Regions from separate parts of the Homo sapiens genome. Here all the other regions are linked to region 2. Evidence: read pairs that join two places in POLR2A ChIA-PET (ENCODE). Cell type or tissue: PC-3. All regions are shown on one strand. Region 1 holds the start of LOC124902975 (a long non-coding RNA gene). Region 2 has its middle 65 kb from the start of OTOGL. Region 3 has its middle 49 kb from the start of PPP1R12A-AS1.

What was found. Peaks named below come from ENCODE experiments on the same cell type or tissue, not always from the same donor. Only the 100,000 strongest peaks of a DNase experiment are listed, where the experiment ranks them.
Region 1: POLR2A ChIA-PET joins it to region 2 with 7 read pairs; 2 of 35 experiments call an interaction of 5 or more read pairs at or near these places.
Region 3: POLR2A ChIA-PET joins it to region 2 with 5 read pairs; 4 of 35 experiments call an interaction of 5 or more read pairs at or near these places.

The regions. Positions count from the first base shown.
Region 1 is chr12:80,507,841-80,515,840 of GRCh38, reverse strand. PTPRQ (protein tyrosine phosphatase receptor type Q) reads right to left here. Exons shown (of 45, transcript NM_001145026.2): 17 at 5,398-5,518. It overlaps LOC124902975 (a long non-coding RNA gene), which reads left to right and starts at 2,358. Exons shown (of 3, transcript XR_007063389.1): 1 at 2,358-2,507. In PC-3, no CTCF peak of the experiment used is centred here; no DNase peak of the experiment used is centred here; H3K27ac peaks cover 2,641 bases.
Region 2 is chr12:80,030,130-80,038,129 of GRCh38, reverse strand. No RefSeq gene overlaps it. Among named protein-coding and RNA genes, the nearest start is that of OTOGL, 65 kb to the left of the region's middle. In PC-3, no CTCF peak of the experiment used is centred here; a DNase peak (open chromatin) is centred at 4,469; H3K27ac peaks cover 971 bases.
Region 3 is chr12:79,979,964-79,987,963 of GRCh38, reverse strand. No RefSeq gene overlaps it. Among named protein-coding and RNA genes, the nearest start is that of PPP1R12A-AS1, 49 kb to the right of the region's middle. In PC-3, no CTCF peak of the experiment used is centred here; DNase peaks (open chromatin) are centred at 3,553 and 4,263; H3K4me3 peaks cover 389 bases; H3K27ac peaks cover 1,796 bases.

The DNA of each region.
Region 1 (8,000 bases), 480 kb before region 2:
TGTCAAGAAATATTCATGATAAAGAAAAAAGTTACCCAATATAATAAATGTCATAGGCAGCCTGCATTTTGAAGACACACTCAAAAAAAAAAAAAAAAGAAATATTCAGTCAGGTGTAGTGGCTCACGCCTGTAATCCCAGCACTTTGGGAGGCTGAGACAGGAGGATCACCTGAGGTCAGGAGTTCAAGACCAGCCTGGCCAACATGGCAAAACCCCATCTCTAGTGAAAAATAAAAAGAAATAAAAATAAATTAGCTAGGTGTGGTAATGGGCACCTGTAATCCCAGCTACTCGGGAGGCTGAGGCAGGAGAATCACTTGAACCCAGGAGGCAGAGGTTGCAGTGAGCCAAGATGGCGCCATTGCTCTCCAGCCTGGGCAACAGAGCGAGACCCCCTCTCAAAAAAAAAAAAAGGAAATATTCAAATAAATGTTTTTTACAAGAATTTGGTAATTATTGGAGCAGCTGAAATAATGGCAACTGAGAATTATGAGAGAACTATGGACTCCTGAAACAGTAATCCTGCTAACAATGATAGCTACCATTTATTAAGTACTTTACAGGAACCAAAGATAACTGAGTGTCAGAGCCAAGATTCAAACCCATGTCTCACTGACTAAAAACCCATGTGTATTACATTATGATACCTGCCTCCTCTCCCCAAAACTGATTATGGTAAGAGTCCCCAAAAAAGATTAGTGATCACTAATGAAGGAATCCAGAATTATGACCATTTCCTTCGCTACACTTACTATACCTTACAGGGCTATTTCCAACTAAGGATGTTAGTAAGACACTAAAGTATGTTAATAAGATACTAAAGCATAAAGCTTCCAGCAAGCATCTTAGTAAGACAATGCTGAAAATTTAAATATATGTGTATATTTAATTATATATATTACATATATATTATAGATAATATTCTTGAATATGTTAAGGTCTATCCTTTTTTGTTCTATCTTTATGTAATCTTACTCTTTTCCACTGAGTCATCCATTATCTGAAAAAGCATCACTATTCTTATTGCAGAAATACAATAAGAAAAAATATATATAACAATTATATATAATAATATGTAATAATTATATAATACCTAATGTAATATAATCATATATAATATATACATATACTTATATTGCATATATATCATATATAAAAATATATATTATACAAATATATATTTTGTATACAAAATATACAAATATATTTAAAAATTTGTATAATATATATACAAATATATTATATATATTATATAATATATATATTTGTATAATATATATTTATATATATATATATACAGTTTCTAACTTAAAACATACTCTTCATTCATTCATCCATTGAACAAATATTAAGTTTCAATTATGTGCCAGGTAATAGTCTCTTTTAAATACCGCAATGAACAAAGTAAATTTTAAAGCAGAGAGAGAGAGAGAGAGTGTGTGTGTGTGTGTGTGTGTGTGTGTGTAAAATAAAGCCAAGTTTTACTGAGGGAAAAGTGTTTTCTACGTTCCATTTACACATCAAGAGTCAATCCTGGATTATTTGCGACCACAGAGTTTTACAATTAGGTAGTTATAATTAAATTAAGACCCTTGAGGTGTAGAAAGGAAAGAGTATACGGAAGAAGGAAATTTCCATCAGTCAAAAGAAAGATAAAAGGAAAAATTTTGCACTACGAAAAAAGAGTGAGAGAAATAAAAGGGCAAAGCCATCACACTGGAGTGTCCCAAGATCTTAGGGTAAGGATTAAGTGGTGACAACACCTGAATAGATTTGGGAGAGAAATCCCAGTGTAAAGAAGACTTTGTTTTTTCTCAGGATGGAGATAAACATGACAAGCCGCTTAGAAAATCTCTGTGTCAAGCAAGATGTAAGGGCTCCTCTAGCAGATCATCCAGAGCTACAGCAGGGTGTGGAAGTACCTTTCTCAAATCCTTCACACTGTAGATTGGTGCAGAGAAATCAGCCGGGAGTATCTAGCTACCTGAGGTTCAACACAGACATGCTAGGGAACCAGGGGACTAGAATAAGCCTTGAGGTTGGACCAAGGATAAAACCGAAAATAGGAACCTTGAAACTGGAAGCCGTGACTGCAAGTTTGTGCCAGAATGATTCCATAAAAAGGTCAGGTGACGTTTCTCACGATATTGATATGGGAGTGGGGGCAGGGAAGTGCGGGGTAGAGAAGGGCGGGTCTCTGCCTAGCGCCCCACACCCGGGCTTGTTTGTGCCCAGGGACCTAGATGAGGACAGGCATTTCTGTTTTCCCGCCTAAATGTTGCATTTCCCAACACCACCCTGGCCCACCACGCCCCCATCCTGTGCCTATAAAAATCCCAAGACCCTAACGGGCACACACACAAGCGGCTGGACGTTGACAGGAACACGTTGGCGTAAGACACAACGGCTGGACATCGAGAGGAATGCAGCGGCCTAACAGCACACACTGACAGACGCCGCAGGCCAGCAGGCCATCAACCAGCGGAACAACGCACAGTTTGGCGGGTGAGGATGGAGGAGAGTCGCTGCTGAGTGGCCCGACTCCAGGGGAAAACCATCTTCCCACTCCATTTCCCTCTGGCTCCCCCCTCTGCTGAGAGTTATCTCCACTCAATAAATCGTGCTCTCCAAGCCCACGTGTGATCCAGTTCTGGTACTCCAAGGCAAGAAACCCCGGGATACAGAAAGCCCTCTGTCCTTGCGATAAGGCAGGGGGTCTAACTGAGCTAACACAAGCCCCCTACGGATGGCTAAACTAAAAGAGCATACTGTAACACACGCCCACTGGGGTTTCAGCTGTAAACATTCACCCCTAGACCCTGCCATGGGGTCGGAGCCCCACAGCCTGCCCGTCTGCATGCTCCCCCTAGAGGTTTGAGCAGGGGGGCACCAGAGAATTGAGACACACCCCGGTCGCACGCCCCGAGAGCAGGACAAGGGAACTTTTTCTGTTTCAATATCACGGATTTGAGATTCCCTCACCCCACTTTCATTGGGCTTCCCCTGTACCCAGACTACCTCAGAAAATGAGATAAGCATACCTCTTGAAGGATGAGAGAAAAAGTACAATTGAAGAGTTAAACTTTGAATTGATTGAATATTTACCCAAAAGAGACCGAATTAAACCCAGAGGGAATGAGAAATGAATAGTTTATCTAAAATCAGTGCTTTCATCAACCCCAGCATCATTGCAAAAAGCAAAAATAACCAGTTACAGAAAATAAAAGGTCATGTTCTATATGACATCAGAATTGTAGCATATAAAATTTGAGCCATGCTATATTCTTAAGAGGTGGTGTAATGTACATTGTCATTACTTATTCCTAACAAATCCTGGTACCTTTAGACATTTTGGAACTATAAATAGACAACTAAAGTTATAGCTAAGTTCCTAGAATAGGAGGCTCCCATTGACATGGAGTTCATACCCAGAGAGAGAAAAACTGGGTGAACAGCATCCCTTAAAATGCTATCCAACCACATGTGTTTCTGTCTAGGTGTGTTATGCATTATGCTAGATATACACGGAAGCTCTAGGAAGGGAAGCATGATCACTGTATAGAAGAAAACAATTATTCTCATAATGCAGGGCTGAAAATCCCAGCCAGAAAAATCTTGATTCTCACTTAATCTGTTTCATTTAAATTTTTTTCTAACTTAATCAATGCCATCAAATTCTAGTAGTAACCACACTTGATTCAAAAATCTAGAAGTCATCTTTGATTCTTCTCTTTTTCTTATCTGCACAGCCAATCCATCACCAAGTCCTGTTAGTTTTTCTTCCCAAATGTAGCTCAAAGCCACCTACTTCTCCCCTCTGTTGCCACTACCATCTCTTTCCCAGACTACTAAAATAGCCTAGCATCCCTGCTAACACTTTTGTCCCTGACAATTCATTCTTTATAAGGAATCTAAAGTGATTTAAATTATCTATGAACTCCCTTTATAGTTAAAATGAAAACAAAATCCTTACCATGGCTTGACTCCTGAACTTTATTTCCTGTCCCCACTGTTACCCTCCTCTGGTTCTCTAATCCCCAGCAACATTGACCTCCTTTCTGGTCTTCAAAGTGACAAGTTTTGTTTCCCCACAGAGCTTGTGCAGTTGGTATTCCCTCCTTCTTGAAAGTTCTGCCCTGTAGATTTTTACATGGCAAGAAGCTCTTTCTTGTCAACTGGATCACAGCTCAATGACACTTCTTCAAAGAGAACTTCCTGAAGCATCCCATCAAAAGTAGACCTCCTTCCCCCAACATTCCCTTGTTTGCTTGTTTATGGGTATATAATCCAGTTATCTCTTGGGAGTGTAAGAGATACAACACTCTTGAGGGCAACGGTCTTATGTGAGTCTTCTTCATGAGTATATAGGTATTCTATCAATATTGTTCAATGAATGAATGAGTGAATAAATAAATAGGGTAATGAAAAGGAATGGTAACCTTCTTCCCTGCTTCCTTTTCGCTAACTGGGAGTCAAGACACTCCCACTTTCGTCACGACTAGGCAAAGTCACTAGGAATCAGGCAACAAAGAAAACAAAAAATATAGTCTTAAAGAGAAATATGTAAAGGGGTTAAAGGGGAATTAGGGAAAGAAAAATCTTAACTTAGGAAAGAGAAGAAGAGGAGACTTCTTTAAAACATCATGGCATCTCCCTCAATGCTGGCCCTTCAAATTCAGAAATATAAAAGGAAATGGCTATGTTTTACGAAGTATTGTGTAAATTGTATTTTCTGAGTTGAAATATATGAAATCCACTAGGTAATGTGTTACCTAATTGGTGAATCTAAAGAGGATTTACATTACATCAAAGTAAAGATTTCAATCTACCAAGTTCTCATGAAGTAGTATAAGCATGCTAACTAACATGAGATACAATGTTGGATTTCATCTTTTTCACAATTGAAGGATAAACAGGCAATCAGGGTAACAGTGATCAGAAACGAAATACATTGTTTACATTTCAAATTAAAAATTGACCTTAAATAACAGATTTCTTTAAAAATAGCTATTTTAAATGTTTATTAAAATTACTCTGCTCAAGGGACACTTGAAAGACAATGACATGAGAGTACTTGTGTAAAACTTCAGAAGTGTAAAAGTATATGCTTACATTCATACAAATTGACTTGTCAATGACTTTTAAGAGTAGGAATTTAGTATAATTATGCGTAACACATAATTTTTTGTTTTAATTGCAAAATTATTTCATTTGACCATGATTGAACCACTACATAATATGGAAAAACTTGTTTCTTAATCAAAACATATTAACTAGCCTATTAATAATCAGGTTCCTAATGTAGCACCACATTCTGAAATCTAAAAGCTACATTCCTATTATGTTACAGATTAATATCTGTTCTCAGAACTATTTCCAAAAAAAAAATTATTACCAGACATAAACTGTGTAATAAAGGATAATTCCATTTGGCTCCAGGGGTGGTTGCCATGACAACTTCACCGTGACACCAGACAACTGTTTTACAGAGAAGTCTTGAGGGGGAGAATCAGGAGCTGTAAAGTTAGGGTATAGAATAATGTGTTTTATTAAACATATATAAGAAAAAGTTAACATGGAAATGCACACAATTTTTATTATAAACTTTCTGGTAAAGGAATTAGGTTCAGTGCTTTTCTCCAGAAGCACAAGAGACTGTTTACTTTCAAAATGAGATGATAAAGGAAGATTTTGCATGGTGGTATTAGAACATCTGTTTCTGTGATTCAATGGAAAAAAATATTTCATGAGAAAGAAGAACAAGGGGTATGTCACAGTGACTCACCTACTGTTCAAGTACATCTTGGTCAACTGTCATCCTCTAATAAAAATAAAAATTTTATTGAGGGTGAATAAATATACAGTAAAAGAGATCCCTAGACAATAAAAAAGAGGTGGGAAAAAAATCACACATCCAAGAAGTTGGGAAAGTGATAAGCATAACATTGAGAAAGCAGTTAAAATGACTGACCTCACAAATGATGAAAACTACATTCCTCAATCTCTGTTGTGTCATTAAAAAGTAAAATAATATCAAACTCTGTTCACTCAGTCTTCAAAATTGAATGGTTTACAAAGGAAATGCCAATGTAGCACGTAAATAAGAAAATAGTTTAGAATCTACTTGTAACTCTGCTGTAATAGTGTAAAATATAAATACATTTGCTATTTGGCATTGAATAAGCAATAAAAACATTACTGCAAAATAGTCAGCCAACTTTATATTTCCATTTAGGTAAAACATTTAGAATGACATTTCTCAGCTGCTGTGTAATAACACAGTAATGTCTTAGAATAATGGAATACAACTTTTTACATGTAAAAAAGGAAAACACTAAAATTTGGTTCATTGTTACAGTTATGCACGGAATGTGAATTCGTAGGTAGCTAACAGAAATTCTGAGAATTTGTTTACATCTTTAAACAATGTCAATTGAAATACAGTTCATATACAGATCACTATTTCCAATAATTTGGACAGAATGCTACCTGACTTACTTCAATATTTTTTCTTTTTTACTTCTCTGAATAATCTCAGCTGTAGTTGTATGTGTTCCCATGTGTGCATGTTTTCATTATTTAACTAACAATAATTTTCCAAAAAAATTTTATTGAGCAGCAGAAAGTTTATGAGACAAGTTATAAGGAATAATAGTGATAGCTGTATTTGGTATTTTCATTCTGTTATTTTCACTGGCACTATAATAATGTTGCTATCAAATATTGATTATCACAGGAATGTATACATCAGTTAGAGATGTCTGTTTCCCAAGATAAGAATTATCTCTGAAAATTCTCTTTCATTTGTCAAAGCAAATACCTATAAATATTTTTCCTAGCATCCTTGTAAAATCTGTTTATTGTTTACAAAAAGGACTTCAATTAAAAATAGCAGTAACTTAGAAACTAATATGTTGCAACTAACCATTTCTACTCTATAATATGCTTTAAGATGCTTATGTGGAATACCAGATAAAGCGTGGTGTCTTTAAAAGCTAACCTTCAGTAGATCTCCGAATATTTTATTCTTAATGTAAAACATTTTATTGCTAAGTAAACGTAATTAACATGTCTATCTAAAAAAATCACTGTACATCCACTGTAGCAGACTAAGTTTTAATCATTTTGGCATATGTATTCTAAAATATTTTGGCACATGTATTCTAAAATACAATCTAACAAAATTGAAACTAGAAAAATTAGAACTTTTGCAGTGCATTCAATTTGTCATCTCAGAGCATCTCAAGGTAGCTGAGAAGAAACTTCACAATCTGTCACTCCTCTACCTGGCATGAGGACTTCACAAATCTCTCACTCCTCTACCTGGCATGATCTTTCCTATTTCTCACCCTCCCTCTTTATTCATTTTCATGTCACAGCTTCGACATAACTTCCACCGCTACGCTTTACCTCACACCCCAGAGTAACTTAGGTCCTTCTTTTGTCCTGGTGAATAATTTGGGGGAACATTTATACCAGTAATTAAAAATCATAAAAATTATTTGTCCACACATTTGTCAAATTTAGGTCTCTTGTTCTAACCGTGAGCTTCATGAGGGCAAGGAGTTCCTAATTCCCAAAGAGGCAAATGTTCTCAGATCTTTATCCATTCTCGATTTTCTGTAATTTTTCAACAAGGGAGTCTTGTTCTTTACCCTGTTCCTTAGAAATCATATGACTTGGCCAAGAATTTAGATGGAACTTTACCTTGAGGAAGCATATTTTTAACAGCCCAGGTAATTCAGATGCACAACATACTTTGGAACTATTGACTTGAGTGGTAAAACGTCTGCCTGCTCAAAATATATGTTCACTACTGGTCTCATTCCATCATATAAGATCTCAAATTCTTACCATTAGGAACTTTTGATTAGATTAGTTATAAAGAAGTGGGTACTATTTTCAAAAAGGCATTGGTAAAATTTTTACTACATATAATCTTAGGTATTACATAAGATAGAAAAGAGCACTAACTTTCTTCCCTAGTTTTTAACCATT
Region 2 (8,000 bases):
TGTGTCCCCTTTCTTAAGTTGAGTAAACGTGGTCTGCATCCAACAAGATTGTACCACAGAGAGAAATGATTCCCCAAATTTTCCTCTGGGACCAAGGAGCCAAAGGAGTTTGAACAGTGCATTTTTCAGGTTTTTTTTTTCTCTCTTTTCTGAAAGAAGTTAGAATGTACCAGCTGATGTCACTGACATACCTTGATACTCCTGAGGAACAGGAGGTAGAAAAAAAAGGGAAGAAAATAAATTTAAATTGGCATGCTCCTGACTTTACCAGCTGGCTGAAAGAGCATTTTTCCTAATGAATTGGAAACAATTCACAGCCTAACTATAAATGGAAGGAAGGCCCTGGGATAGCTTAAAGAAATATACAAAAACTAATATATGTGTAATGATTTTCATATTTTTGCTTCTTATATATTCCTGTTTATCAGAATATTAAACTCCAAAGAATAACAGGTGGTCTGTAGGCTACGTGCAAACATAGATAGACAGATAGACAGATAGATGATAGATAGATAGATAGATAGATGATAGATGATAGATAGATAGATAGATAGACAGATAGAATATAAAACCTTAATAGTTTTAGGTTTTATGGAGAGAGAGAACTTACTTATTTTATGTATGGTTTGGGGTTTGGGATATATGTGTGTGTGTATTTGTAAGCCAATTAAAAAAAATTTTTATGTATCCACACATTAGGAAATATAATGAAAAAAATCTGACAAAAATTCCAAGGAATAAATGTAACAAAATTTGCAAAATGTATATGAAGATTTATTATTTAAAGATTTATTTTTATTTATATAAATGTATGGAGTGAAAGCATAATTTCATTACATTGATATACTGCACAGTGTTGAAGTCAGGGCTTTTAGCATATCCATCACTGGAGTAACATGCATTTTACTCATTTCTCATTATCCACCCCAATCTCATCCCACCCCAGAGTCTCCACCATCTAGCATTCCACACTCTACTTGCATGTGTACACATTATTTAGCTCCCGCTTATAAGTGAGAACATGTAGTATTTATCTTTCTGTGGAAGACATTTTTTAAAACACTGAGAAAGGGAACCACAGAAGACTTAGACAGGTGGAAAGGCATACCATGTTCTTGGATAGGAAGGTACAGTTATAACAAGAATGCCAATTTTCTCCACCATAATTTATACAATTAACTTGATATTATTAAATAACTAGACAATTTTTTTTCAACTGAGCAAGCTTATTCCAAAGTTTTTATATAAAATGAACATACAAAACAGAAGAATTCTGGAAAAGAGGTATAAAGTGGAGGGACTAGACTTATTAGGTATTTAAAATATATAATAAAGCTATAATAATTGAAACAATCTGTACCTGCACTTGACTAAACAGAGAAATCAATGAAACACTATGGAAGCCGACAATTAGATGTAAATACCTAACAGTATTTAGTCTACAATAAAATGGCATTAGAAATTTTGAGAGGAAAATGGATTTATAAACGGTGTTGGGAAACTGAGCAGTCATCTAAAGAACAAGTTTATTCTATCTGTGCCACCTTTACACTTAATGAATTTTGATGGATCAATTATAAAAATGTAAGAAATAAAATTAAAAAGTTACAGAAGAAACCATCGTGGGTTTTTAAAAAGTGTAATCTGACAGTCTAATATACTTTGTACACGTGATGCAAAATACAGAAGCATAATCAAACAAGTAAACATAACCATAAGAAACTAAAAATGGCCAGAAACAGTGGCTCACACCTGTAATCCCAGCACTTTGGGAGGCTGAGGCAGGCAGATCACTTGAGCCCAGGAGTTCAAGACCAGCCTGGGCAACATGGTGAAGCCCTGTCTCTACAAAAAATACAAAAAATTAGCTGGGTGTGGTGGCACATGCCTGTAGTCCCAGCTACCCAGCAGGCTGGGGTAGGAGGATCACCTCAGCCCAAGAGTTTGAGGTATCACAGAAGGGATATATTAAGGGCTCAAATAAATAAATAGTAAAGCCATCCACTGAATAGAAAAAAAAAAGTAGAAAAGACTACAAATAGACAGTTTATAGAAAAGGAAATTAAAATGAGAAATGCAAATAAACTTCACATTGAAATATCATTTTTCACCTATCAGGAAGATAAAGATCTAAAACTTTTATTGCATACTCTGTTGGCAAGTCTATTGGGAATGGGCACTCTCACTCATGTTGACAGGAGTAGGTACTGGTAAAACCCTTTTGGAGTGTGATTTAGCAGTGTCTACCAAAGCTATAAATATGCATACTTTTTACCTAGCAAAGGTTACCACACATATGTGTAGAATATGAAAGCATAAGGTTATACATTCCAGCTTTTTTTAATTGTAAATATTGCACACAGCTTTATATCCTTGCATAGGGGCTGATAAAATCAAATTTGGTTCATCCATTTAAATGTGCTTACTCCATACAACTGCAAACACTAAAGAAAAGGACAAAACAAATCCAAAGCATATATATAGTGATCCTAAATCCCAGTTTCCAGGGCATCTGGGTTGATGCCTGTTGTTCTGGTGTTCCATCCAATTGGCATTGCCTTGTACTGTCCAAAGTGACCTGTCTATTTAACACATAATTTGGTTGTTGCAATGGAGTAAATGTTTATATCCTCCCAAAATTCACATGTTAAGGTCCTAACTCCCTGTGTGATGGTATTAGGAGGTGAGGCCTTTGAGGGTAATTAAGTCATGAGGTTAGAGCCCTCACGAATAGGATTAGTGCCCCTATGAAAAGACTATAGGGAGCTCTTTTGCCCTCTTTCTGCTATTTGAGGATACAATAGTCTGGAAACCAGCAAGCTGGTTCTCACCAGAACCCAGACATGCTGGCACCCTGATCTCTGACTTCCACCTCCAGAATGATGAGAAATAAATTTCTGTTGTTTATAAGTCACTCAGTCTATAGTATTTAGGTTGGTGCAAAAGTTATCACGCAATTACTTTTGTACCAACTAATTATTACAAAAACTACAATGACTTTTGCACCAACCTAATAACTTGTTCCAGCAGCCCAAACTAACTAAGACAGTCACTCTAGGTGTATTTCACTTTGGAAGTGAGAGAAGGGATTGGGGTGAGGCAGGGAATGGGATATGAGGTTAGATGAAGAGAAAGGGAAGGGAAAGACAACTTGATGCTTCCCAGCCAACTTGGTACAATTCAATTCTTCTCTTTTTGATCCTATCAAAGCTGTAAGCTATAGATGTTAAGTCTCTGGAGCCACAAGAACCTAGGTTCAAATCCTGGCTGTACAATTTACAATCTATATGAACTTGGACAATTCCTTAACCTCTCTCTGCCTCAAATTTCTCATCTATAAAATTGAGATACTAGCGCCTATCTCATTAAGGTTATTGACAGGATTAGATGAACTAATGTATGTGAAGCACTTAAAACAGAGTCTGACGCCTATGAAGCACTATAGATGCATTAACTATTACTGTAATTCATGGTGCTCTTAGTTTGGATACCTCATCCAGACCTTGACAAAGTCAATATATACTGAAAGGCTCAACTACTGAAATTAATCACACTAAGATCTACATGTAAACTGCATTCACTCATCCAACACATTTTTGTTGAGCATTTATATTTATGCTCTGAACTAAGCTCTAGGAGAATAAAATTATATAAAGCACAGGAGGAAAATAAGATGAATTGGTATAAAGCCCACATGCATAAGATGAAACTATTATAAGATAGGTTGATTATGAATTTTTAAAACTTGATTAAATTAAGCAAAAACAAATGGTCTAGTTGCCAGTAAGTTTGTTAATCTTTTGATTATCTGATCATCTTAACAAAACTTCAAAACAGAATAAAAATTTTTAATATAGGCCGGTTTTAGCTGATACTGAACAATAAAGCCGTACTTAACTGCACTTTCCTGGTCAAGAACAAGAACTTTGGAACCAGGATAGGCTCAGGTTTGAAACTAGCTCTGCCACTTTCCTTGTGTACCTTGAGCAAGATACCTAAACTTTCTCTCCATTAATTCTTCATATTTAAGCTGAGCAGCACTAGCTACCAGTTTACATGGTGTTATAAGGATTAAATGTAAGGCAGTTACCTAGTGTTTAGCCCATAATAAATGCTCAGTAAATACTTGCGAGCATCATAATTATTATTTCTCTGAATTTAAACAAGTAGTACTTATATCTCTATTCACATTACATCTTCTCCACGTGATTTGCCTTCATTTTTCTCCACGTAAATGAAACTAAACATAATTCATTATTGTTAAAATATTGAATGTTTTTTAAAATCCATTTCCAAAAAAACGGTGACTTGCTGATAGTTCTCATAGCAGGAGTATAAACTAACTCCCCTTCAGGGAGTTGCATAGCCATCTCTTTGTTTAGGTGATTTCTAGACTTCCTATTTAGGCAAGGCTCTGATCTAGAAGACATAACTTTTTATAATCCAGCTCTGATGACACAGCATGAGTGATGGAGCTATAAACAGACTCCCTCCTCCTCCCCCACAAACCATGTTTCTGTAGGATGAGGGCCCAGTTAGTGGGAATTCACTTGTAAAAGACTTGGAAATACTTTCTTCAGCACACAGCTGAGCACCAAAACTTTTGAGCTATATGCCGTCTTACAATTATGCTCTAAGCCAAGAGAAAAATCTTGCTAAGTTATTTATGTTTTAGGCATTTGATTTTTCATTTTAAAGTGCTAATATTACAAGTAACTTAAATAGCAGGCACAGTCTAAAGATTTAAAAAGAAGAAAAAGTTGATGAATTACTGATGTACTTGCTAAAGTGAATATTAGGAATTTTAATGTCAGATGTTCTAATGGGGAAAAAACGATGTTTGAGAACTAAAGAGATTAGCTGAGAACTGAACTCTAAGGCAGGTATTTTTAGGAATCTTTGGTAGTGTTTTAATGTCAGCTTAAGAAACAAAGTAAAGTATTTGTGTCTCATAGTTGCTAGGCAACATATTGGATTTGATTTGGTTTCCAGTCATTTTAAAAAATAGTGCCATGATTATAACAGCAATGAAACAGTATTATCCTTTTCTCAATTCAATATTAAAATACTTAAGAACAGTTGGCTTTGATGGGGTCATTATTACTTAACTTTTATTTTTTCATTGTTTCCATATCCTTATTCCAGAATCCTGGAACCATGCACACTGTACTCTTAAAAGAATAACTTATGTCATAATTGTGCATCATGCTGTTTTACTATTTTAGATTAGATATTTACATAAAATTCAAGATACTGAAGTTTGTAGCCTTTTTTGAGTTTCTCCACACTTTGATCATCATATTCCTGAATCATCAATACATTTTCTTTTTAAGAAAGCAAGGGAGTAGTATGTACCTTAGAGAGATTTTCACTTAAAATAGTTACAATAGCTTCAGTTTTTTTTTTAAACATTTACACAAAAACCTAACTCCCCAACCAAGCCAGAAAGATTAGGTATTATTAGTATTTACGTATTTTTGTGAATTTTTAACTTAGACAATATTTGTGTTTTCTTATAAAGTTAACATATACTTTTTAATTTTTTTTTTAGTCAGGTACTACAAAGCAGTATAAAATAAAAAGTAGCATCCCTCTTCCTACTCCTTCCTCAAGTTACTTCAATCGTATTCCCCAAAAATAATCGCTAACACTTTCTTACAACTCTACATATTTTTAAATTCTGCTTGGAAACATGTGCTGGATTTGACACAACTCATTTATTGTTAGAGCTTGAGTGCATTCTTTGTTACCACCCAACCAAGAGTAAAAAAGAAAAAACAATTTTTTTCAGGAAAAAAAAAGGAATCCCTGGACCCAAACATTTCTCTTCCAATTCTTTTCAGGTAGTAACTCTTTCTCTCCTTTCCATTTCTGGCCAACACAAACACACTACCCAATGACACAGCTAACTGACCATATTGGATGGGAATTTCTGGATGGAAGTTTTTAAAAGGTTAATATATCTGACATAGTTTCCAAGCTCTTAATTTAGTCTAAGTGTAATGTACCAAACAGTTAATATCTCTCTTCTGTCATTTATTTCTATTAACTTTCTCTTTGTTATTGTTTACTCTCATTTTATTGTTTACTTTACATAAAAGTTTGAAGGGCTGGAATGATCTGGGCCTCTTGAAGGTACAGGAAGCCCACTCTACGTACACAAGCTAAAGCTGCACCAAGAAATTGTTACTAAGAGCCCTGTCTCTCTCTCTGTCTGTCACACACACACACACACACACACACACACACACACACACACACACCTTGAATCAGAAGGCTTTTCTTATAGATCCTGTCCTCCTCCAGGATCCAGTTTTCTGGATAGTCCAAACGATTTCCATCCTCCAGCCCTAGGAGAAGCTACTGTTCTTAGATCCATTTTTGGTATCTGGAAGATTAGTTTCCTTCCTGTTTAGGCCTTGTTTCTATAAAGTACATTCTGTTCTCTCTCGCCTGATTCTCCACCCCCATTACCCACGCACACATGCACACACAAACACACACATGATCTTTGCCATAAGGTACTTTTCCAAACTGTTCCTCAGCAGCCAACTCTCAATTAAAGCCATCCTAGGTATTTGGCTTGTTTGTCATCAACAAATTTTAGGGTGCCTGCCCAGCTCATGCCCTCTTGTCTGAGAGCTGCCTCTTCACTCTACAGTCCCAGTTGTTTATATCACATGACCTCCTTCCTCCTTGGCTATAAGCTGATTGGATTGCAGGTGGACATGTGCCCCTTTTACTAGTCCCATCAGATCCACTCACTTGTGAACTTGAACTAAGAATCGCAGTACTGAGAGTCAGCAAAAGCTAAAAAGATACTGACATGTCAGGAACTAGGGTGGTCATTTGGGTGTAATCATGCTGATGAGGAAGCAGAAAGAATCAGACTTCAGACAGAAGAAAACAAAGTAACAAACATTCAGAAACAATTAGAAACATGAGGCCATGTGACAAGTAAAAGCAAAAACAAGAACAAGAACATAAGAGAGAACAAATACTCCCTAATTGTTGACAACTTTCCATTTTTTCATGAAGTACATACACATTTTCTGACCCTAAATCCTTTTTAATAGCTGAGAGTCTTTTTAATAAACTCATCTTGGTTTAAGCTAGATTGATTGGACTTTTATGTCTTACAACCAAAAAAATCCCTGACTATGATCTTTCTTACTCTCTTACCTTCTTCGTATTTTTTTTTTCTTTTCCTCCGTGGATTTCCCTGCCCCAAAGGTAATGCTATCTTGATATTTTCTCTTAATCTCTGAATCATGCCCAGAAATTTTATGGCATATAATCAAATATTGATAGACTTTTATAGCATAGAACACAAATAAGAGGATCAATTGCATAAGGCAATATATGAGCTTTCATTTTTTCCAGTGCTAAATTTGAGGCACTACACCAGGGACTCTACAATCATTGTCTCTTTTCTTATAGCAGTCATCCAAAGTGAGAGGTATTTGTCCCTTTTATAGAAGAGAAAATAGTAGTCTGAGAACTTTATAGAATAATACTGATTAAAGACACATGGCTAACAAACTGAAGACTTGGGGTTGTAACCTCAGTTTATCTGGTTCACAAACTCTCTAGTATACAAAGTCCATATATTTCAATATCAAGTCCATACATTTCAATATAATTCATTTTATAATACAATATAAACGCTCTTAGAGAAGCCAAGTGTCCTAGTGCATCTCTCTCTCTCTCTCACACACACACACAAATGAGCAAGAAATGGCAAAAACGAGAAGGCTTCATCCTTCACAAGTGCCGCTGGAGCCAAGAGGCAATGTTGCAACACAACAACAAGAATTATGGAGTGAATGAGTTCTGTGCAGTAAAGGAGATAATGGGCATCTCTTTGCTCTCACCTCTATGCTAAAGCAGAGTATGAAACTTTCTCCCACATCATTAACATGTCAGAGAACTTGCAGAACAAGGAGGCTGGGCAGGGAGAAATGCACCTCAGCCATCCCTGGGGAGAGGACAACAATAAC
Region 3 (8,000 bases), 50 kb after region 2:
CTATGGACAGAATGTTTTTGGCAACTGAAACTTGACACATAATAATGTTAGTTAAACCCAATTTCTAGTTCTTTCAAAATAAATTCCCAAATATTGTGTTTACAATAGAGTTAGGATCCCAGAGACTAATAGACCCATCAGGGGACTACGAAGGAACCCAATTGGTTTCTTTTCTTTTTTTTCTTTCTGTTTTCTTTTTTCTCTGTGTTTCCTTCTTTCTTTCATTCATTCCTCCTTCCTTCTTTCTTTCCTTCCTTTTCTTTATCTCTTTCTGCCTTTCCTTCTTTCTTTGTAGTCTCTATGAAATAGTTTAATAGCAAAATTAAAGACAAAATTTAAAAGCTGTTTGAGGTTTCATGGAACGTACTCAAAAGTTGTTAGCACCAAAATGAAACAAGTTGGATGTTGCATTTAAATATACATCATTCTGAACTTGAACTTTTGACATTTTATTTCATAATAAATTTTGAAGAAGTAGACTCATTATTCTCAAGTTTTTCTCATTTAAAACAGATATCAAGGTACAAGTTTTCATTTGGTAAATCAATCTGACCCCTCAAACAAAGTGAAATCTGATACTAATTTTCAAATGGCCATGCTTATTCAACTATTTTCTGAACAAGATGCCCTGTTAGACATGGGGAAAGACAATAAAAAGTTAGTCTTACATGTCTTGAGACTCTACTAGCTATGTTCCAGTCAGCAGCAGGAAAAAACGAGGGAGTAAGGGTTGGCCTCTAGTAAGAGACTCATCTACAGAAGTGGGGCAGACATTCAGATTCAACTCAGCTACAGAGATGTCCCAGTGAGTTGGCAATAGTGAGTATCTGGAACATTGCAACAATTTGGGGTAGCATAGGAAAGTAGTTCCTCAGGTGGTCTTTACAAGGAAATAAGTCACAGATGGGGTCTTGCTGTTGCCTAGGCTGGTCTCAAACTCCTGGCCTCAAGCGATTCTCCCACCTTGACTTCCCAAAGTGCTGGGATTACAGGCATAAGCCACTGCACCTAGCCTGGAACACTCTTAATCATGAGATGCCTAGTGACTATAGATCAGTTTCCCAAGAGTTTACAGAAAAGTAAAGAGAGCCAGTAAATCAGGTCAGTAGTACCAGCGAAGTCAGACAATTGATGCAGTCATAATCTAAATCTCTAGTATCAACTAAGAGTAAGGCAAAGTGTCAGGTTTTCAGAGAATAGACAAGTTACATACAGTGACAGGACCCAGCTATCAAGGTGGATAACCCATCATTAGAACTGAGGCACAAAGTCAGAAACCAATTTAGGAACAAAAATCATGATGCTGCATCATAGAATTCTTTAGATGATTCTTGCCTCTTTTCAATATTGGCCCTGAAGGCTGGAGTGAGGTTGAGGATGCCTTAGGATTCAAATGCAATGACAGGGGGTGTCAGGGAGGAGGCAGCGGGGGGTGAGGGTGGGTGTATTGCAAAAATCCAGCAAACAGTTCTGAGAATTGGTCCCTACCCTCATGACTTACACTGCAAGACTGAGAAGGGGAAGAGGTGGATGGTACTCAAGAGGAAAGTTACTTCATGGATAGACTTCATGGATATTCAGTTGGCAAGAACAAAAGCTATCCCCTACAATGAGTTTCAACACATTGCTGTTGCCTAAGGGATACAGAGTAAAAAAAGGATGGTATGTGTTCTGAGATATTTAAGCTACAGATCTGTTCAAAATAATTAACTTATATGGGATTTATGTGGACTTCAATGTATTGGACAGGATTAAAGCCTTCACAGTTTCATTGAAAGTTCTAAGTGAACTTTGGATTGATGATTGAATCTCATGTATAAATTCAGTAGTGAACTTTGCTCTCAATTTCCCTCTCTGTCTGCCTAATGAAACCTAAAGTATAAAGTTATAAGCAAATATTTATGGCTCATAGTATAGCGCGAGTGGTTCAAGAACTTGTGATATTTTTGCTAGTACTGCAAGGCCAGTTAAGCTAATCAATGGCACCAAGAAAAAAGACATATTTATGGTCAAACTTATGGCCATTGGCCATCAGGTCCAGGAGTAGAGAATAAACTCATTCCATGATAGCAACCACCAAAGCCTAGGACTATGATCCCAAAATAATCCCCACCTTCACTTTACAGCCATTATGGATTTCATCATTAGCTAATAGCTTAAATTTTAGTTCTCAATCCAAAAGAATTTTTTTTCAAAATCATACTTTCTTTTCTAACTGCGAGTTGAGACCCAAAAGTGGGTTATAAAATCAGTTCAGTGGATTGGGACCAGAAGTTTAATTAAACAGAAAAGAATAAAATAGAATTGAAAAACAAAGAAGAAAAGAAAGAAACTTTTGTTTTAAGTGTATGTGTATGTGCTAGGTCTCAATATTAAATACATTTCTTTATGTGAATTACAGTTAAAATATAGGTAAGATGTAAACGTAGACATAGATATAGACCTGTATGTATGAAATAAATGACTAGCTAATTTTCGCCAAAATACTATAACCAACCCCATGGGAGATACCATCCTCCAGACTTTTGTGCATCTACAAAAAATATAATCACAATAAAATGACTACCTTTGACAGCAGGGATAACTAAAAGTTAAAACAGATAGAACAGATTACCTAACAGATAGAACAGATTACCTAAATTTTCATGCAAAGTTTGAAAGACAAACTTAAGCCAAACTTCTTCAAACTTAATTTTCTCATGTTAAAAAAGTCAGGATAATTTAAAAGAATATCTAAGTTCTCAAAATACTTGATTCTATTCTATTCTATTCTATTCTATTCTATTCTATTCTATTCTATTCTATTCTATTCTATTCTATTCTATTCTATTCTATTCTAATTCTATTCTATTCTATTCTATTCTTCTGTTCTGCCAACCCCAAACCTGAGTATAGTCATTTGCTTGCATCCATTTCTAATATAGATGTTTCTGATACAAAATATTTACAAATGTCTTTTTCATTTTAACAAAGTTTCTTTTTTCTGCCATACAATGAATTACCATTCAACAAAGAAAATATGGAAGAAAGAAAAATCACTCTTAAGCCTACCATTTAAAGCAAATAGTGAATATTTTTCTAAGCAGGGTAAATTATTCAATACTTTCCAAAGGATTAACTTATCAGGACAAGTTAAGAGATCACAATATGTAGGGTCTTCTGTTTGACTTTTATCTTTAAGTTATAGAAATATGCTTTCTGTAAAATGAAGAGCAAATCAGTATAGCATTATAGTGTCAACCTTTGCTTTGGCAGAAATAGCCACTGATAATTTTGGAGTAGGGGTGAATGCTAGAATTCCTTTTAACTAGAGTATCAGCTGCATAATTCTCTTCTGATCTCACACTCACTTGTGCCGATCTTCCATTTTCCCTGCCCAGGCACGCAGTGGAAAGAGATCAGAAGAGAATTCTCACAAGGAGGCAGTTTGAACCTCCACTCCCATTCTGCTCAAACTCCAGTTTAAAGATAGAAATGAAATCTAAGCAGGGTGTGGTTGCACTGTGGGATGTGAGTTTGGCCAGAGCCTTAGCATTGTTATCTCATCTGTTTAACCCACTCCCTGAGCTCTCAAAGTCCTGTCTCTGATTCATTCTTTCTTAACCCTCTGAACCTTGAACACAAAGAGCTGGCATTTTAGAACTGGATCAGAGTAGCAAGTACCATCTAAATCCAGAGTCTTTGTTATGGCCCATAAGCTCCTACATTCTCAGGCCTCTGTCTATCCCTGCGACTTCCTCTCCCGCCAGCCTCCCCTTTCATGCACTGCCCTCCTTGCAGGTTTCAAACAGATCCAGCATGCTTCTGTGGCACATGCTGTTCTCTCTGCCTGCAAAGCTTGTCCCGTGGGTTTCTGCGTGACCTAATTCAGATCTTGCTCTATTTGTCTTCATAGCACTTATCATTATTCCCATGGTTATTTCTATTTGTTCATTTATCTCTGTCTCTGAATATATAGAATATAAGCTTATGAGGGCAGCAGTTTTGTTTTGTTCACTGCTACATCTCCAGCACCTAACACAATGCTTAACAGACAGCAAATATTTGTTGATTAAATGAATGGATCTAAGCAGAAAGAAAAGCCAGGTGATGACTGGATATAGAGGTAAGCAGTGTCAAGCAGGATACAAATCAAATCCCAAAAATGAGATGACTAAAAGTCCAAGAATCTGCCCTTCTGTCTTTCCGTTAAGTGATTTAGTGCTCTTCTGCCCACAGCCACAATAATGAAATAAGAAGATTCCCTACTCTAAGCTGGTGGAATATTTCCAAGCATTGCTCACCACCACTTAATTGGAACCTCTCCTCTCTTCAAGTGCCCCTTCTCCATTTTATTTGGCTTTGAATCCAGACTCCCTTTCTTCACCCTAGTGACTCAGTGTGGACCAGACCTGAGTGTGGCAGTTCCCGCAATATTGCTTCTAGTAGTTACTTCTGGTTTAAGATCCTGTGAGCAAACAGCCTAGCCCCTCTCAGCCAGTCCAGGCATTCAGGACCCTGCTGTTGCCATCTCCAACCCCCAACCCAGTCCTCCTTTTCCTACTTCCAGCTTCTTTAGAGAGAACAGGCTTTCCACACTGGCTGCCACCATACCTGGGGATTTACTACTCTATTTGTCAATCATGTGAGCCAATAAATTTCTTTTAAAAATCAAAACAGACCAGACACGGTGGCTCATGCCTGTAATCTCCATGCTTTGGGAGGCCGAGGCAGGAGGATCACTTGAGCCCAGGAGCTTGAGACCAGTCTGGACAACATAGGGAGACCCTGTATCTACAAAAGAAAAAATGTTTTTTTCAGTTAGCTGGGGGTGGTGGCTGATACCTGTAGTCCCAGGTACTTGGGAGGCTAAGGTGGGCGGATCACTTGAGCCCAGGAGGTCAAGGCTGCAGTGAGCTGTGATTGTGCCACTGCACTCCAGCCTGGGTGACAGAGCAAGATCTTGTATCAGAAAAAAAAAAAAAAGAAGAAACAGAGAGAGAGAGGGAGGAAGAAAGAAAGAAAAAGAAAGAACGAAAGAAAGAAAGAAAGAAAAAAAGAAAAAGAGAGAAAGAGAAATAGAAAGGAAAGAAGAGAGAAAGAGAGAGAAAGGAAGGAAGAGGGAAAGAGAGAAAGAGAAAGACAGAAGAAAACAGGAAGGAAGGAAGGAACAAAGGAAAAGAAAATTGATTTTTTTCAGTTGAAGGATAATAAAATCCAACACAAATTCTTTTATGCTAAAAATAACATAACTGAGTAGCCCAGGTTTAGATCTGGGGTTAGAAGCAGCTCAAAGGAGGGTCCAGATATTATTATCAGGACATAGTCTTTTCATTTTTTCCTTTGAATGACTTCATTCTCAGATCACCAGCACCTCCCAGGGCTAAATGCTTTCTCAGTCACATCCAGCAGAAAAAGTGAGAAATCATCCACACGCACGAATTGGGGGAAAGGAATCACTGGAGTTAAGCTAATCTAAAGTAATAACTGTCTGAAGACTCTTGCAGAGTGGCTTGGGGTCAGCTTTACAGTAACCAACTGTGCCATGGGGGAAGGGAGAAATTCATCACTTGGAAATCTGTTGAAGTTCTTTCCTAGAAGGAGTGTGAGTGAACATTGGGATCCATAAACAATAAAAGTTCACTACGAAGAAGCAGCAGACCCAGGCACGAGGGTGCCACCCTGAGTCAGGCAGTCTTGCAGCAAGGAACCAGACATGAGGTCTAGATATGGTTCCAGTCCCTAGGAGCATTTATGGGAGTAAGGCAATGCTAAACAACTTGGAGTATGGACTGGGAAGTATGATACAGTCATGAGCCAAGAGGATTAAGAACTGTTGCTAACACTAAGAAAAGGGGCAATATCTCAGATAATGTTAAAGTGACACCAGCCTCAAGGCTGATTTGATATTAAGCTCTCAAATGCTTCCTTGAATAAGAACATGGTTGGTTTTAGTGAAGTCGAGGATGTGGTAGCATTCAGAGAGGAATTAGGGGATGTAAGAGTATTTAAGATGCTAGATGAAGAATGATCAGGATAATGATAAGATTCAGAGTATCACCATGAAGACCCATTTATTATTCTTTTACTCTCCTAGGTCTTCAATATCTCCTCCAGTACTAGCATTTTACCTTTAATCAAGCTTCAGACTCTTAAACTGTGTGTTTGACATATGTACAAAGATATGCCACAAGTACCCCAACTTCAGCTCCTTGCCCCAATCAATTCCACATTTCCTCCAAACCTGGTTTTTCTCTTGTCTTGCCAATCTCAATTAATAGCACCTTCATCTAAGCCTGTTCATCACCTCTTTCTCTCTCTGTTCATCATCTCTTTCTCTTTCTATCTGTATTTCTCCTTTCATCTAATCAATCATTAAATCCTGCCTCTTAAACCTCCTATGTATTGCTCAACTCCATCCCCTTCCCTCAGACTGTTGCCCTGATTCAGGCCCTCATTATCTTTTGTACTTAAATTTTCTCCAAACTGGATTCCCTACTTGGAGATGCACACTCATGAAAACCATAGTCCACATAATTCTTCTGTGTTTCTACAGCATTCTGTGCCTGCTTCCTACTTTACATTTGCAATATCATATTGCAATTATGGGTTTATGTGTCTGTCCCACTAACTATTACTGACTTTCTCAAAGCTGAAAATTCATCTTTGAATCCTTAGTACCTAACACAATGTCTATTGAATGGACCAAATCATCCAGTGTTTATACACATAAATACGTTCAACTCTCTGCTAGTCATATAACCATACACAAAACATCATTATCAGTGCCTTGCTCTGGGAGCATTCCATGAAGAATTTTGTCTAGGTACTTACAGTACAGTAGATCTGAATTAGAAATAAATTCGGAATTTCACAAATTAGAATAAATTAAATTAGCCTGGTGTGGTGGTGCATGCCTGTGGTCCCAGCTGCTCAGGAGGCTGGGGCAGGAGGATCGCTTGAGCCTGGGAGGCAGAGGTTGCAGTGAGCCAAGATTGTGCCACTGTACTCCAGCCTTGGGTGACAAGAGTGAGACCCTGTCTCAAAAAAAAAGAATAAGAATAAATTATATAGATAAATCAGGATGAATTATATAAATAAATTTGAATAAAACAGAGAAAATTCTACTTTACTGGAATATTTTACTGAGAGTACATGATACACTTTCTTTTTTTTCTTTTTTTTTGGGACAGGTCTCACTCTTGTCACCCAGGCTGGAGTTCAATGGCATGATCTCAGCTCACTGCAACCTCTGCCTGCCCAGTTCAAGTGATTCTTTTGCCTCAGCCTCCCGAGTAGCTGGGATTACAGGCACCCACCACCACGCTAATTTTTGTATATTTGATAGAGATGGGGTTTCACCATGTTGGCCAGGCCGGTCTTGAACTCCTGACCTCAGGTGATCCACCCACTTCGGCCTCCCAAAGTGCTGAGATTACAGGTGTGAGCCACAGCACCCAGCCTGAGCCACCGCGACCAGCGGATACACTTTCATTAGTAATTTACTGATGCAATGGCCTGTGGTTCTGTAATATGTATATTATTATCCGTGAAGATCAAAGAAAACATTCCAAGTTTGGGCTGTCTCCCTCAATTATAATTATTGATAGCCTACTTTGCACCATCACTCTGAAGAAGAGCCAGAGAATCTTTGGGTGTCAATTTAAAACACTACCATCATAGTCTAACTTCATGTAAGTAATCAGTCAGAAACTCCAAGTAGAGAAAGTAGCATTCTTATCATAAGCAGACAATAAACTTTCTTCTGAATTTTTTGATTAATAGTCTCAGGTACATGTAATCATTTTGGCTCACCTACTTAAATGATACTTTGATTATGTAAGATAGTGAAATTTTAAATCATGTTACTAGGTTACAACATGTTTATCATTGTTTTGATTGTGATATGTGACCTGATTATTCAAACAGGAGACCTGCTTTATTCAAACAGGAGATATTACATAATATGTTTATAGGTATATGCTTTATAGTAAAATTGCTCAGATGAATCTAACGATAGG